2 separate regions of the Mus musculus genome follow, and region 2 is linked to region 1. Evidence: chromatin loops called from intact Hi-C (ENCODE). Cell type or tissue: left cerebral cortex. All regions are shown on one strand.

The links. Hi-C counts contacts between places; a loop is a spot of excess contacts. Peaks named below come from ENCODE experiments on the same cell type or tissue, not always from the same donor. Only the 100,000 strongest peaks of a DNase experiment are listed, where the experiment ranks them.
Region 2: a loop joins it to region 1, with 1.9 times the contacts of the local background. A loop is called at or near these places in 2 of 42 quality-filtered maps.

What each region holds. Positions count from the first base shown.
Region 1 is chr12:82,612,927-82,620,926 of GRCm38, forward strand. It overlaps Rgs6 (regulator of G-protein signaling 6), which reads left to right and starts at 3,999. Exons shown (of 17, transcript NM_015812.4): 1 at 3,999-4,457. In left cerebral cortex, CTCF peaks have their summits at 1,971 and 3,970; DNase peaks (open chromatin) are centred at 3,665, 4,048, 4,559 and 5,438; H3K4me3 peaks cover 3,330 bases; H3K27ac peaks cover 1,836 bases.
Region 2 is chr12:82,788,938-82,796,937 of GRCm38, forward strand. All of the region lies in intron 2 of Rgs6 (regulator of G-protein signaling 6), which reads left to right. Among named protein-coding and RNA genes, the nearest start is that of Gm22149, 20 kb to the left of the region's middle. In left cerebral cortex, no CTCF peak of the experiment used is centred here; a DNase peak (open chromatin) is centred at 4,240.

The sequences.
Region 1 (8,000 bases):
TCTAGCAGGCATAGCCCCTGCCAAAGGGTCTGGGAAGTCCCTGAGTGAGGCCCGTGGTTCTTAACTGCTTCTATAAACAGCATTCCATGGTTATTTTAGTCTTGTTTAGCTTTTTAAAAGTTTGTTATTGCTGATGTAATTTTTGCCCTGTGTCTAGTAGTTGGAGCACATCTCCCTGGCTCCTGACTATTAAGTTTTGGAACTTTGTAAATACAAACTTTACTTTGACATGACATCACTTCCAAGTCCCAAAACGTAACCACCCAGCACTAAGATATAAACACATTTGTTCCCAGACACTGGGGGTTTGAGACTGCAGATCACAGACTAACACTAGAAAGAGGAAACCCCCAGCCTATATAATTTTGAGTTTGCTTGCCACGGTCCGCCTCCTAATATGGTTAATATTAACAACAGCAATAGAAAATGATGAGTGGTCTCTTAAGGGAACGCCCACAAGCTGCAGCTTAAAAATTCTTGGTCAAAAGTAGATCCTTGAGTCTCCACTGCCAGAAATTTGGGTTAATCTATTCTGAGGCAGAGATCAAGACTCGCTATTGCCAAGTTCCAGTCAGCACCTCCTGCCTCCCACCATGGTGCCGAGGCTGTGGCCTTTAAACAGACATTTCTAAAACTTAAAAACAAATGTGTTTGCTTATCGTGTGTGTGTGTGTGTGTGTGTGTGTGTGTGTGTGTGTGCGCGCATGCGTGTGAGCACGGGATACTATGTGGAGGTTAGACAGAGAATAACTTACTGGAATCAGTCTTTTCTTTCCACCATGTGGATTCTGGGGATCCAACTTAGGTCATCAGGCTTGGCTGCAGTACCTTACACACTATGAGAACACTTGTTTGTTTGTTTGTTTTTTCAGGATGCACCATGAGGAAAAGGTGACTCAAAATCAAGTTCCTGTCTTTGTCAAAATGGAAATAACATGGTCCTTAGCTATCAGGATGAAAGACTACATACATAAGCCAGGGAGATGGCTCAGTGGGTGCACATTTGTGACGACATTTGAATTCTCCCGACCCATGTAAGCCAGGCAGGATAGTGTGTGCCTGCAATCCTTGTGTTTCTGCAGGAGACGGGAAACAGAGATAGGAGAATCTCTGGAAGCTTGCAGGCCTTGTGAACACAGCTTCGAACAACCAGGAGACCCTGTCTCAAGTGAAGTGGGAGAAACACTAACACCCAAGGTTTTCCTCTGACCTCCATAGACACACTGTGGTGTCCATTTGTACTCACATATACAAACATACATTGCACATATCACCCCCCCCCCCCAAATAACAAACTACACATAACACACACTGAAGGAAAGTTGAGATGGATATGTAACATGTACTGTTAAATATAACAAATCCATAACCCAAGATGTGGGTTATCTCATACTCAAACTCATTGCCCTCCACAAACCCACAGCCTCTAAATGTTTCAGAGGCGTGTACATGCAACTGTTCTATCTTTGCTCTTAATGAAGTTATTAAAATGAAGTTAACAGAGATGTCCCAATGGCAATTCTATCACAGGCTTAGCTGTAGCCCCTCATCTGGTAATGAAGTGATGAAAAGATTCAGGATTTTATACATTACTATATTTATTTTATACTTTAGAGTTTCTGGAAAGATTGTTCTGTGTAGCAAGGCCTTCAGGAATACGAGGTTGGCTAATGGAAACAGGCAGAGTGGGATTGTACATATTCACAGTGTGATATGCAGAGTGAAATTGTATATATTCACTGAGTAGTGTGCAGAGAGACTGTCTTTTTATCTCAGTTAATGATGAGATAATACTTCAAGGAAACCTGTGAGGGACACTTGTCAAAAGTGATGAGTCTTTAGGGGCTAGAGAGATGACTCGGCGGTTAAGAGCATCTTTTCCAGAGGTGCTGAATTTGGTTCCAAGAACCCTCATTCTGGCTCACAACCAGCTCTAACTCTGGTCCCAGGGGATCTGTCACCTCTTCTGGCCTCCAGCTGGTATTGCACACACAGGGTACACATACATGCAGGCAAAACATCCATACACATAAAATTAAATGAAGACAAAGTCTTTGTTGTTCATCTTGGCGAAGAGAACAATTATACCTCAGTGTATCTTTTTAAGCCATCTCTTCTGAAGTCATATTGAATTACAAAACACATTACACGAGCAGGTGGACAGACTAGTTCGTTTGTTCACTTTATTTGGGTGTTCCTAGTTTCCAACCATCTGTGAATAAGTAACAAATGACTGTGTATTAGGCACTTTCTCTTCCCAGTGGCAAAATACTGGAGACAAACAATTTACAAGAAGGAAAGACTTCTTTTGGCGTCAAGTTTCAGAGATTTTTAGCCTATGGTTTTTTGGTCTTGTGCTTCAAGCTACTGTCTTGGAGGATGCTGGTAGGAGACCTGTATACTGCGTGGAGACTGAGGGAGGAGCTAGTCTCATCATACACCCTTCAGTGGGACCCCTCCATGGACCCAGCTTCCTTCTACTGGGTCCCACCTCTGACTTAAAGTGCTTACCCCTACCAATAGGGCACACACAGGGTTCCTAGGCACATCTTATCTCCAACTTACACTCACTGACCCCTTCAGACTTCAGAGTACAGTTCCTAAAAACAGGTCACTCTTAGTGTGGCTAGCACACTAGCTTTATGTGAGGAAACAACACAGACATGTCTATTTTCTTGAATCAGTATATTATAGAAATCCATGGTTATAGGTGTTATTTACAGGGGTTGGATCCTACCCAAGGCCACCTTCTGAGTTAGCAGCCTTGTCCTCGGGCCTCGCTCAATCAGAAGCCATCTTTAACAATCTGCCATTTTAGAAGAATGGATTTACATTCAGAAGAATCTATTTACCTTTAACTGATGTTCTTTGTTATTTGCATATTTATGCACAGCAGTGTTGACAAACATGCATATTGCCAAGGAAACTTTAAATTTTCACCCCCAGAGCCATAAAGATGAAGAGTCCAGATCATTCATCCCCAATGACTTGGAGTAATTTATTTATTTTTTTCTGTGATTAATACACTAAAGTATAAATTACTGATTTATTATTGGTGTTGGTAACATTGACATACATACACATCTACTGGTAACTATTTAGTACCAACCACCTTGTCCTACCTCCAACTACAGTTCCCTAAAATAATTTGAGACAGGCCTTCATGTAGTCCAGTGTGACTCACGGACTCCCTAAGTAGCCAAAGCTGGCCTCGAACTTCTGTTCTTTCTGCTTCCAGCCCCTGAGTATTACAGGTGGATACCATCTCTGTCGGGGTTTACTCAGTGCTGGGGAAAGCACTATATTAGGTGAGCTACATCTGCAACCCAGTCATAAGTCATCAAAAATCACGTTTCAGGACTCTCAGGTTAAAATGTCCATTCAAGTTACCCTTGTTCATTTGAATGTCAAAGCTTCTCTTCTTGCCCAAGGATATTGTGCATAGTTTCCCCCTTAGATTCCCTTTTGTATTGTTTCAAGATAGTATCAACCACAAAGCGCTCCCAACGCTGTGTGGTGTAAACGTTGAATAAATAAAACCACGAGATTAGCAACAATATCTCTGACGAACGCACTGGCTCATTTTAATTTAGAGGGCGCCAGCCCCACGTCAGTGAGGGATTCAAAAGCTACCGGGACAGCACCTCAGGCCAGAATCGTGAGCACCTTGGCGCCACTAAAGTTTCAGTACACGGTCATCCTGGCAGCAAGGAGAGGAGCCTTGGCTTGTTTAACACAGTCCCTCAGTTTTCTAGGTAGCTGCTCGGTTGCCTGGAATCTGCAGATTATTTTTTTCCTCGCTTGCTGCACAGGGCCTGATCCGTACCCCGGGCGGCGCCGGGACAGGTGAGCCTGGCGGCGGCGACCTAAGAACGTGCTCAGGTGTCAGGGTCCCGCTCATAGCGCGTGGCTCAGGCCAGGTGCGGGCGCCCAGGTGCGCGGCGCGAGGCTGCAGCTGCTCTGGGTCCCCGACAGCGGGCGCCGCTGCGGCAGCGGCCGAGCCGAGCGCCTGGGCTGCGCGACTCCGGGCAGCTCCTTGGCGATCGGCCCCCACCGGGTGGCCAAGAACTCCGCCCGGGGGCGCCCCGGGGTCCCTGTTGCTGCGGGCGCCGAGGGGGCGGTTCCGGTCCGGACCAGCGAGGGGCGAGGGAAACACCCCGGGAGCCCCGCGCCCTGGCACCATGAGACCCGCCGCGCCTCCTCCCGGGTCCGGAGCTGTACAGTGTGCTCGCTGAGCCCCCTGCGGTCGCCGCCTCGTAGAGTGGCACCAAGAAGGTGGAAGAGGAGGAGAAGGCGACACTCGGGAGAGCAGTGCCCGGACAGATTTGGCCGCTCCTCCACCCCCCGAGAGCTGGCGACTCCCGGGTTCCCCAGCCTTATCATGAGCCGGGCGCCAGCCGGGCTTTAGGAGAAACTGAGACGCCGGAGCGAGTCGAGACAATTCTTTGGTTGCTAAGGTAATTGTAGTTGGACAAAAAAGGGACAAGAAAAGAACCCGGAGGAAAAGGAATGGAAGCCGCACCCGCGCCCCGATCTGTGTGGCTTGCATTCCTCGGGGGTGGGCGCTTGTCCATTTCGGATGCGTGACAGGTGCGGGTGTGTGTCTGCAGTTTGGGACTGTGCAGGGCGAGCTTACGTAAGTGACTCGGCGAGCTGGCATGCGGACTTGTGTGGGATGGGTGCAGGTCTGCGTGGAAATCGCCTTCCCGGCTTTGGGGTGGGACGCGCTCCGAGCCTGGGCCTGGAGGGCGTGCGGGGCCCCGAAGGCTTTCTCTTCTTCCCAGCCATCCGCTCGGAGAGCGCAGGTGGGGGAATCTACCTCCAGCAACTTTTCCTGAGAATAAGCTCCCGATTTGTGGGTTGAAAGGGCGAGGCTCCGTGGTGAGGTGAGGACCGCAGGGGCGGGTGGTGAGGTCTGAGGCTTGGGAGTTGCTTTCACAGACGGTAGGTATAGGCTTTTCTGAGCAGGTCAGGCTGCTTAAAAAGTGTGATGAGGGAAGTGACCCAGAAAATTTAAATTTGTTCAGAGGAAAAGCTGCGGGTTTTCATTCTTTTTTAATTTGACAAAGTGGGTGCGTTTTCTCTCTCACGGAGACAGTGGCATTTCTAAGTCTGCAAATAAATTGAACATGTTTTGAATCTCGTTGGTTTGGAATTATTCTCGCAGCATCAGTGCCTGCTTAGAAACTGGACCTGTAGGTAAGTTCTGATAAAAGCCCTTTAGCAGCCCTAAAGGAAAACTTGAAAGGCAACCAGGAGGAGGTTAAAGCCCACCATTTCATCTTTTTCTCTCCAGGGAGAATGGGAGAGTAAGACCTGGGTTGGTGTTTATCAGGCTGTTAGAGGATGGGTTGCCAGTATGTGCGCGATGCGTCGAAGCCCTTTGCTGTCCGAGGATAGTACACTATAAACAAGGCTCCCACAAGTCAGTTTCACAACTAGGTAGATGGGCAATTGTGTGGAGTTGGATCTGGGCTGCCTGAAAGTTTCTGTGACTTCTATATTTATTCTTGCTCTGAACTTACTTTGCATTAGAAGGGACGTATCCCTTCAAAGTGGAGAACAGAGGGAAACAGGACAGTTCCCACAGACACACCTTTGTAAGCCAAAGCCTTTATGCACGGGTACTGCAGAGATGATAAATTGTTTGAGTTCTTTCGCTGCTAGGGCTGTTAATCTAAATCGTGTAGCTACCGAGGTGATCTTGGGCACTGTAAGCTCCAGTGTGGGGAAAGCTTCCTTCCACTAACTCCTTCCTTCCCTAAAGCAGCTGTAGAGTTTAGAAATGTCAGCTGTCGGGAGGTATTCCGGTGAAGGTGTTTTTCTTTCCATAGTCTTAACTTTGCTCTTCATTCACCTTCTGAAATTTCAGTTAACATTCACTGAGCTTATTCTGCTGAGAGACTTTCAGTAAAACGTTTTTCTTTGAAGCTATCAATTCGTCACATCAAATCTGACAGGAAAAGGATGCCTGTGTGGCTTCGAGGTCTCTTTAAATGAGACTTATTTGTTTATTTATGATTTATGAAATCAGATAACCAACATAATTTTTTTTTCTAAATCAGCAAACACTTATGGGGAAAAAGACTCATTGGGCAATGGAATTTGCCAGTAAATTTCAAGATCTTACTGTCCCACATGAATGGACGTGTGTGTGTGTGTGTGTGTGTGTGTGTGTGTGTGTGTGTGTGTGTGAAGGCAAGATCATTCTGATCCCTTTGTTTCTGGTTTTCTCTCATATGTTTTTATTCTCTGAGGTCCTGCACATTCCAGGGGTTAAACATGGAGATAAAAGAGAGAAGCTGTCTACCACATTTTTTTTTCTTTTTCTTTTCAAAAGGGATGCTCTCAGAGGGCTCAATACTGGGATTAATTTTTTTCCTTTAGCTCCCCAGCTAGTCTTAATTCTTGGTGCTTTGAACCTCAGTATGCATTTAACCTCCTTGTTTATTTTCAGGGCGTCTGGGAGAATTCATTTAATGAAGTTCATCTTCATTGTAACATATGGTGCCATATAAATAATTACTCTAATACTATCTGTCCTGCCATATAGAAAGGAATAGAAATACAAAATAAACCTTTCCGCAGAATGATATGGGTAGAAAATGGTCAAAAGCAAAAACAAAAAACAAAACAGTTTTACTTTCCCCTCGTGATTAGAGACGTATCATTCACCTATTGGAAACAATTTGGGGAAAAGAAAGACTCTCTGCAATGTCCCACAGACGCTGACACAGCTGTTGCCATACATTCCTCCAGGTGTTAAGCTTGGTAAGTCTTCATGGGGCCCCCCTCTCTTACCTCTGGATTTTCAAATCTCATAAATTGAAGTTCTGTCTTGTCGAATGCTTGGGAAAGAATTGCTAATATCTTAGGTGATTTCAGTAGGATCAGGCTGCAGTGTTCATTTTCGGTCCTTATTTTCAAACATAGTCCTCTATCCTTTGGAAGGCAGAGTTCGAGCTTCCAGCTGAAAGGAACTGGGACTGGGGAGGAGCTGGGATGGGGCGCCCCACCCTTTCCAACGTGGGCCGCTATTCAGGTGGGAGACCTGAGTTGTGGCTGCAGTTTGTCTGTAACTCTTCTGGAAGGGCAGGGACTTTCAGATTTAGCTCAATGAGTTTATGACCTGTGTGTTGCTTTGACTTTCGATGAGAATGGTCTGTTTGAAGAGGTTCTGGCTCACTCCGCCCGGAGTTAGCCTGTGAATTTACACTTTCAACAAATCTCTGACTCCGCTGACTATATGAGACCAATAACCCTTTTGGAGCCAAAGTCTTCCCATTCCTGTAAGCAACCAGGTTCCCCGGTACTTACCTGTCAACAACTTTGTTTCCAGCCAGTTCGTCAGGAAATGCTGGTTCAATCAATATCAGTTTTCTCTATAGGAGGTAAATTTTCCAAACTAGTCAAGATAAAAAAGAGACACCCAGAACTTGGTACTGTGGAGTTTGTAGTAAGAGTAATTATTAGTCATGTAACCCAGTTCTTCAAACAGCAGGGAAGGGAAGGCTGCTTACACATAGGCAATTAAATTGAACAGTAACCTTAATGACTTGCATTAAATAACTAGGAATAGGGGCCCAAGACATTGTAAACCACGAACCGAATGCCTCCCAGTTGCATTCTGGGGTCCTGTAAGAGGCAAGTCTTTGCTACCACATGGCAGTTGGCCCTCCGTATCTGCAGGATCCTTATCTGCCCATCCAACCAACTGCTGATCAAAACTTCAGAAAAAGATGTATTTGTGCTGAACACATACAAACCCTGCCCCCATTTATCATTCCCGTGGTGGTTAGTTTTAACTGTCAATGTGGCACAGCCTGGATCTACCTGAAAAGAGAGTCCTGATAAAGGATTCTTTAGATCGGGTTGGTCATGGATACGTCTGTGGAAGATTGTCTTTGTTGTCTTTATTGATGGGGAGGAGCCAGCCTGGAAGTGAGTGGCACCATTCCCAAGTTTTGGGCACTGGACTTTATTGGAGGAGGAGAAACTAA
Region 2 (8,000 bases), 180 kb after region 1:
CGTGGGAGACAAGCTCTCTTCTCTGAGTTTCAGTGGTCAGAGCAGTCTCTGTAGGCAAGCTCTCCTCTTTCAGGGAAGGTGTACAGTTATCTGGTGTTTGGACCTCCTCCTGGCTGAAGGTGAAGGCCCAAAACAGGATCTTTCCCAGAAGCTGTGTTGCTTTGGCCAGGAAGGTGGCCAGTTGTCTGGAGTCGAAGATGTCGCCGCCTCAGAAGCTCTGTGGCTCTTGTCCGGAAGGAGGCCGGCCGTCTGGAGCTGAGGATGGCGCCGCCTCAGAAGCTCTGTGGCTCTTGCCGGGAAGGTGGCTGGTTGTCTGGAGCTGAAGATGGCGCCTCCCAGAAGCTCTGCGACTCTCGCCCGTCCCAGAAACGGCTGGCACTCTGTATTCCACAAGGTCACCCGTGCAGCCTGCCCTCCGCGGAGTCCCGGAGCCAAGAAGGCTCCCGCCGGCGCCTGTGCCACAAACCTCTCAGGCCGGGCAGACCCCCGTGCTCTCACCAGGAAGGTGGCCGGCTGTCTGGAGCTGAAGATGGCGCCGCCCAGAAGCTCTGCGACTCTCGCCCGTCCCAGAAACGGCTGGCACTCTGTATTCCACACGGTCACCCGTGCAGCCTGCCCTCCGCGGAGTCCCGGAGCCAAGAAGGCTCCCGCCGGCGCCTGTGCCACAAACCTCTCAGGCCAGGCAGACCCCCGTGCTCTCACCAGGAAGGTGGCCGGCTGTCTCCTGATAGACTCTTAAGAGTAAGGAGTAGGGCTTCTGGAGAGAAGGCTCAGGAGTTGATCTCTGAGGCTAGAATCTGGATTCTTGGCATCCAAGGGAAAGCTGTGCATGGCAGCATATGCTTGTTGTCCTAACGATGGGGAAGGGAAGTAGAGGCAGAAGGATCCCTGGGACAGGCTGGGAAGCCAGTCTAGCTAAATCCACAAGCTAGATAGACCCTATCTGAAAAACTAAGGTGGATACTGACTGAAGATGGTAGACAGCCACCATCAACCCATGGCCTTCACATGCATGGCATAGACAGGTGCATATGTATACACACACACACAAACACACACACACACACACACACACACACCCTGACAAGTATTGAAATGGCTGAATCACCAGAGATTTGGAGTATGGGTTATAGGGATGGAGGGAGCATGGAGGTTAGGGAGGGATAACATCACAGGGGCCCATGTGTTTATATGTGTGTGTGTATGTGTGTGTAGGTGTGTATGTGTAAATGCATATATGTATGTATATGTATGTATATGTATGTGTATGTATGTACGTATGTATGGAGAGGCCAGAGGCTAATGTTCATGTCTTCTTCAGTTGCTTGTTATCTTATTATTGTTGAGGCAGGGTTCCTCACTGAGCCTGGAACTCACAGATTTCAGTAGGCAAGCTAGCCAGTGACCCGAGGATCCTCGTGTCTTTGTCCTCTGACTACACACATGATTTACCATGACTAGCTCTTCACATGGTTGCCAGACTCAAATTAGGTCCTCATGCATGCACAAGCACTTACCTCTTGAGCCATCTCCGTGGGCAGGGTAAATAGCTAAGCAACTAAAAGTACTCCTAATTTTGAGCATTTTAAGCTAAAGTATAACTTACAGTTTACTGCATTATTAAATAGCTTATCCTAAGAAATGAACTCCACCTTGGAGTCTCATAGGCTTCATTAGGAAATCACAGGCTTGCCAAGCTGTCACACGGAGGGTGTCTCTGGATGATTTAGGTGTCCTGGTGTCCCAGGCTCTGACCCTGTACTGGCTTTAGAAAAAAACATGTTTGAAATCCAGATCTATCCTCCTGTCTCAGGCTGTCAGAGGCCATGTCTCAAGGCTGCCTGTAGCAGGCCGCTCCTTTCTTCTTCTCTCCTGCTACCCAGACCAGCTCTATTTAAATAGAGTCCAGGAAGTTTTTTTTTTTTTTTTTTTTTTAGAAGAACAGTGGACCTCTTCTAAGAGTAAGAAGTTCAAATGTTCATGCTGGTACAGTGCAAATATTAATGAGTGTAAAACCAGCAACGAGTATGAGGAAGAGAGAAGGCATGCAGGAGAGAGGATGGAGGGAAAGAAGCCACCTAATGAAAGCTGTGGGGCCAAAGGGAGGAGGACCTAATGATAGTGTCCACGTGGGCGGCTTCTCCATTTCCCCCACACTCGTGATCCACGAGGCCCTTCCAGTTGTAGCCTCAGGGAGAAGCTGATGTTCAGCAGAGGCTGCAGGAGTGTTTCTGAAATTGAAGAATGGGTCTAGCAAGGACCCACTCTTGTCACAAGGAGATCGATGGGTTAAGAAAAGGACTGGAAGTAGCTAGCATCCGAGAAGTGCCGGTTATGATGGTGCTGTACTTTCATGTCCAGTTTTGAACAATTATAGACTCAAAACTCTTGACTGCTCATGGATAAGTCCTCATTGACAGCCATCGACAGCTACAGGTGGGCATCGCACCTTACCGGTTGCACAATGGAGACGTGGAGTAAATGACAATGAAGGAAGAAGGGGGAGCAACGTAAGATCTGCCCATCCACAGTAGTGTTATGTCCTTTGAGAACATAAATTAGAGCCGGGCGGTGGTGTCCTGGATGGCCCGGTACTCATTACACATGTAGACCAGTCCACCCTCATTTTTCTACCTTTATCTCCCCAAGGCGCGCGCACGCGCGCGCGCGCGCACACACACACACACACACACACACACACGAGAGAGAGAGAGAGAGAGAGAGAGAGAGAGAGAGAGAGAGAGAGTGTGTTAGTTGAAGTGGGGGGGGGAGGGAGAGGGAGACTCTGGCTCTGGCAAACTGCTGGGCTCTTATACTTTGAAATTAAACATGTTGGCATATGTGCCAGGAGGTAGGATGGAACTAACCATTTAATAATATCTCAGTGTCTCGATGAGCATGTGCAAGTATTCTAATGGACTTAAGAAAGTTCTAGAATGATGAAGGTCCCCATTTGCTTTAAGAGAAAAAAAAATGCAATCCATGAAATCAGAAGCAGACTTAGCTTAGGTGAAGGTGGGAAGCTTTTGAGTTTGTGGGGACAGTAGACTCCTGAGATCAGATCTGTTGGAGAGGAGGGCTGGCTCCTTGGAGCAACTGAGAAGGCCTTGCTGATAGACTTGCTCTATACTTTGCATGCTTTTCAGGATTTGGAGGGGCTGGAGGAGGACACCGCCCTGGAAAATTCAGAGCATGTAATTTAGATTTAAATAATGAAATAATTTCCTTAAAATTCTTGAAGACTAATACAGCTCTTTGCACTTAAAAAAACATTATGGCTTGCCTTTTGAGCTGATTTCCAAATAGTTTTAACAGTGGAAAATTTTCAAATGACGTCTTACAAATACCTCATCTATAGCAAGGACAGAGTGTCGTTCTGATGGGTATGTGCTGGGGGAGAACTTAGCACTGGCTTTTTTATGTTTCTTCCATTGTCTCAGCCTCCAGGAGACACCGAGATCATGAGACAGCCTGGTATTTTAAAATGAGGAAACTCTAAAGGGATGACAACATATTTATAAAAAAGCACATTCAGTGACACTACTGGCTTTTTATTCATAGTGGCTAAAAATAGGACACCAAATAAATGTCCATTTGCAGAAAAGATTCACACCGTGCTGTGTTCAGACACTGGAATTCTTACTCCGTGCTAAAAGGAAATGCCTATTGATCAGCACCAAGGTAGTTGAATCTCAGAAGCATTAAGGAAAGGATACAGGGCACAAAAGAACACACTCTTAGATTCTATTAATATTATATACAAGAACACTTTAATCTACAAAGGAAGAATCCGGAAACGGTTACTGGGGTGTCAGAGAGAAATGGCTCAAAGGCCACACAGGGAACTCTATGGCGTGCCGGAAACCTGCTTGTCATTTGACAAGGTGTTTACCTTTATGTAGCCAGCTGTTAAAACTCATCAGATAGGATGCCCGAGATGGACTCATTTTATTCTAGGTCCATTTTATCTTAGTAAATGTTGGGTTCCTGGTTCTTAGCTTAAGCATTGCTCAGTTTATTTATCCAGTTAGAGAAGGAGACAAAGGGATTGGCTAGAGTTTAGGATTCACAATTCCTTATCCAGTGACTCGCCCCCCTCCCCAGTTAGACTCTCTTTTTACTAATACACTCTCCCAGCTGAGCCCCTCCTCACCTCCTTCACCACTAGGAGCTCCAGAACTTCATTATTGCTGAGAAGAGTAGTAGCTCCCAGTGCTATGGAGTTGGTGGCTCAGCCTTCGTCTTCTCCTACCATGGAAACAGTACTATGGGAACACCCACACTATTCCTTCACATACTTCTGTTCCGTTGCTGAACTGCTGATGAGTGGCACTGTACTCCAGAGCCCTGGGGAACTCCTGTTACCTGCCTCAGTTTCTCACATGAGGAACCAAATGCAGAGTGTAATCACACATGAAGTAAGACTGGAGTTCTAGAAACTCCATGTGGCTGAAACTAAACTCTGAAGTTGGTAAATTAGGAGTTACTTTTAAAAATATTTATTTTTGAAGGTTATGTGTAGGTATTTGTTTGACTGTGTGCTTGTGAGTTAAAATACACACTCTCAACCACTGAGCCATCTCTAGAACCCTAGAAGTAACATTTTTATAAAAAATTATTTATTTGTACTGCTGAAGGATTTGCAAAAGGCCCCTTACAGTTGCAGACCTGACTTTGGATCTCAAGGGATGTAATTTTATAAAATCCAGCCTGTGGGAAACCACTCACAGCTAAATTAAGGGTTATGGGTGCTACTGATAGATATTCATCAAAAGTTGGAAGGGCTTTGATCGGAAACACATAAGTGAAAATGCCACCCAGTTGACACCCTACCAGACACTTTGTCCCCAGTTTGCTCAATCTGGCAACAGCATAATTACTTGGGTAATGACCACGATGACTCTAAACTATAACATAATGGAATGAACAAAGTCATAGTATGTAACACTAAACTCTTAGCCTGAGCACTACATGGTCTGGAATGGAAGACATGGGACAGATGCTGTGCTCCTACAGTGTCAGTAAGGAGTCTGGTCCTTTTACTGCAAAGTAGTAAATGCCATGTAATCTGTGTACTGAAATGGTCTCCTTTGCTTTATTATGTTGGTTATTCCATGTGCGCGTTTGCTACTAGTTATATAAATGTCACCATTCCTGCAGCTGCATCTTCCACCTCATAAACCCCAGCATCTCAGCAGACTCACCTCCTGAATAGCTTGCAGCAAAACACCCCAGACCAAGGCAGGCTTAATCAAAGATTTTCTTCTTAATAATCATAGTGTGTAAGAAAACATGCCAACAGTGGAATACCAAGCAAGACTTAGCATGCATTGCACTTAGGGGAAATTCAGTGCAGTATTTCATACAACACAGGCTATGGGAGGACTGCAAACAGCCAGTGTGACCTCAGTATTTGAAATATAACTTAATCCATATATGGTCTACCTTAGGTTTTTAGTAGTGCACCGCTAGTGTGGAAAATATCCCTCCCTCTCCCTCTGTGTGTGTGTTTGTCTGTGTGTGTGCATCTGTGTGTGCCTGAGAGAGACAGAGACAAACAGAGAGACAGAGACAGAGAGAGAGACAGAGAGAATCTCATTATGTAGCCATGGCTGGCCTCTGCCTACAAGAGCTCCCTCCCAAAGGTGTGCATCATCATGCTTGGAAAAGCCTGGATTCTCTAAGATACAATGTGAAAAGCATTTGTAGTAACTGGCGACCACCACAGCTGTGGAAATACAAAAGTGATTTTCTTTAGTAAAAGAAAGTTTTCTTTAGTTATAAGTTGTTTCTCATTAATGTCTTCTGCTTAGAAAACTCTCTTCTTGGTCACTTTGTCTTGGACTGCTTGGGCCATTGATAGTTGTCATACTTGGAAGGGTGGAGAGGTAGATGCTAGGGGCTCCTGTTAGACTGCTGGTTCAGAGACACATGGATGCTGAGAACTAAGGACTGAGTGCTACCAAGGTGCATCACCTCACTCTCCAGCCTGCTCAGAGCACTAAGCAGGATAAAGGCCCAATGTAAACTACCAGGCTAGAAGAGATGGTGGTGGCATGGGGGAATGAGTAAAGTTGTCTCTCAGAATAGAGGGATATCAGTTGACATTCTCTGAAGATTCTTTTTTTGTTGTTTGTTTGTTTACTTTTTATTAGATATTTTCTTCATTTACATTTCAAATGCTACCCCAAAAGTCCCCTATACCCTCCCTCTGCCCTGCTCCCCTACCCACCCACTCCCACTTCTTGGCCCTGGTGTTGCCCTGTACTGGGACATATAAAGTTTGCAAGACCAAGGGGCCTCTCTTCCCAATGATGGCCGACTAGGCCATCTTCTGCTACATATGCAGCTAGAGACACGAGCTCTGGGGGTACTGGTTAGTTCATATTGTTGTTCCACATATAGGGTTGCAGACCCCTTCAGCATCTTGGGTGCTTTCTCTAGCTCCTCCATTGGGGGCCCTGCGTTCCATCCTATAGGTGACTGTGAGCATCCACTACTGTATTTGCCAGGCACTGGCATAGCCTCACAGGAGACAGCTATATCAGGGTCCTGTCAGCAAAATCTTACTGGCATATACAATAGTTCTGCATGTGGTGGCTGGTTATGTGATGGACCCATGGGTGGGGCAGTCTCTGGATGGTCCATCCTTTTGTCTTAGGTCCAAACTTTGTCTCTGAAACTCCTTCCATTGGTATTTTATTCCCTATTCTAGGGGGGGGGGGGTGAAGTATCCACATGTTGGTCTTCCTTCTTCTTGATTTTCTTGTGTTTTGGAAATTGTATACAGAGCTAAACAAAGAATTCTCAACTGAGGAATACCGAAGGGCTGAGAAGCACTTGAAAAAAATGTTCAGCATCCTTAATCATCAGGGAAATGAAAATCAAAACAACCCTGAGATTCCACCTCACACCAACCAGTCAGAATGGCTAGGATCGAAAAATTCAGGTGACAGCAGATGCTGTTGAGGATGTGGAGAAAGAGGAACACTCCTCCACTGCTGGTGGGATTGAAAGCTTGTACAACCACTCTGGAAATCAGTCTGGTGGTTCCTCAGAAAACTGGACATAGTACTACCGGAGGATCCAGCACTGTCAGCAGAGAGGACCCTCAACATCCTGAGATTGAACATTCAGCAGTAGCCTCCGAGGAAAGCTAGCTTTGTCTGCCATCAGGAAGATCTTAACTTCGAGCAAAGGATAAATTAGTTTCTGCAACGGAGCCCCACGGGAGATACAAACTACACCCAAGGGCAAACCCACAAACCCCATGCTCAGGAGGAGATGGCCAACACAAAGTGAACTCAAATGTACTGTGTGTGTGTGTGTGTGTGTGTGTGTGTGTGTGTGTGTGATTTTGCTTTGTTTGTGCATTTCCTACCTTTCTAGTCCTTTTTGTAGTGTGGTTTTTAATTTGTGTTTTTATGGGTTTTGTGTGTCTCTGTGTGTACATTTTTCATGCTCTATCTTTGCTTCATTTTTTCTTGCTTATTTGTTTTATTCTTGTTTGTTCTTTGTTTTTTTGCCAATTTTCTTGAGAGAGAGAGAGAGAGAGAGAGAGAGAGAGAGAGAGAGAGAGAGGAGTATGGCGTAGGGAGGGTGAGGAGGGCAGGATCTAGGTGGAGGTTAGGAGGGAAAGCCAATCAGACATTTTGTATGAAAAATATTTTCAATTGAAAGAGAAGATCTTAATTGCCATTAGGGTGGTGGACTGGACTCTTGAATGGGAGCCACCTGAGCCATCAGAAATCTGCAGGTCTTCATAGCAAGGTAAAGCAGGTAACTCACAAGTCTGATGCATCCATTTCGTGTGTGTGTGTGTGTGTGTGTGTGTGTGTGTGTGTGTGTGTGTGTGTGTGTGTGTTTATGTAGGGCCAGACCCATGATCATGGATGTGGATACACTTACCATCTGAAGGGTCATTCCCCAAGTGCTTGATACCTCTTGTTTGAGACAAGGTCTATCATTAGCTTGCAAGTTCACTTTCAGGCCTGGCTAGC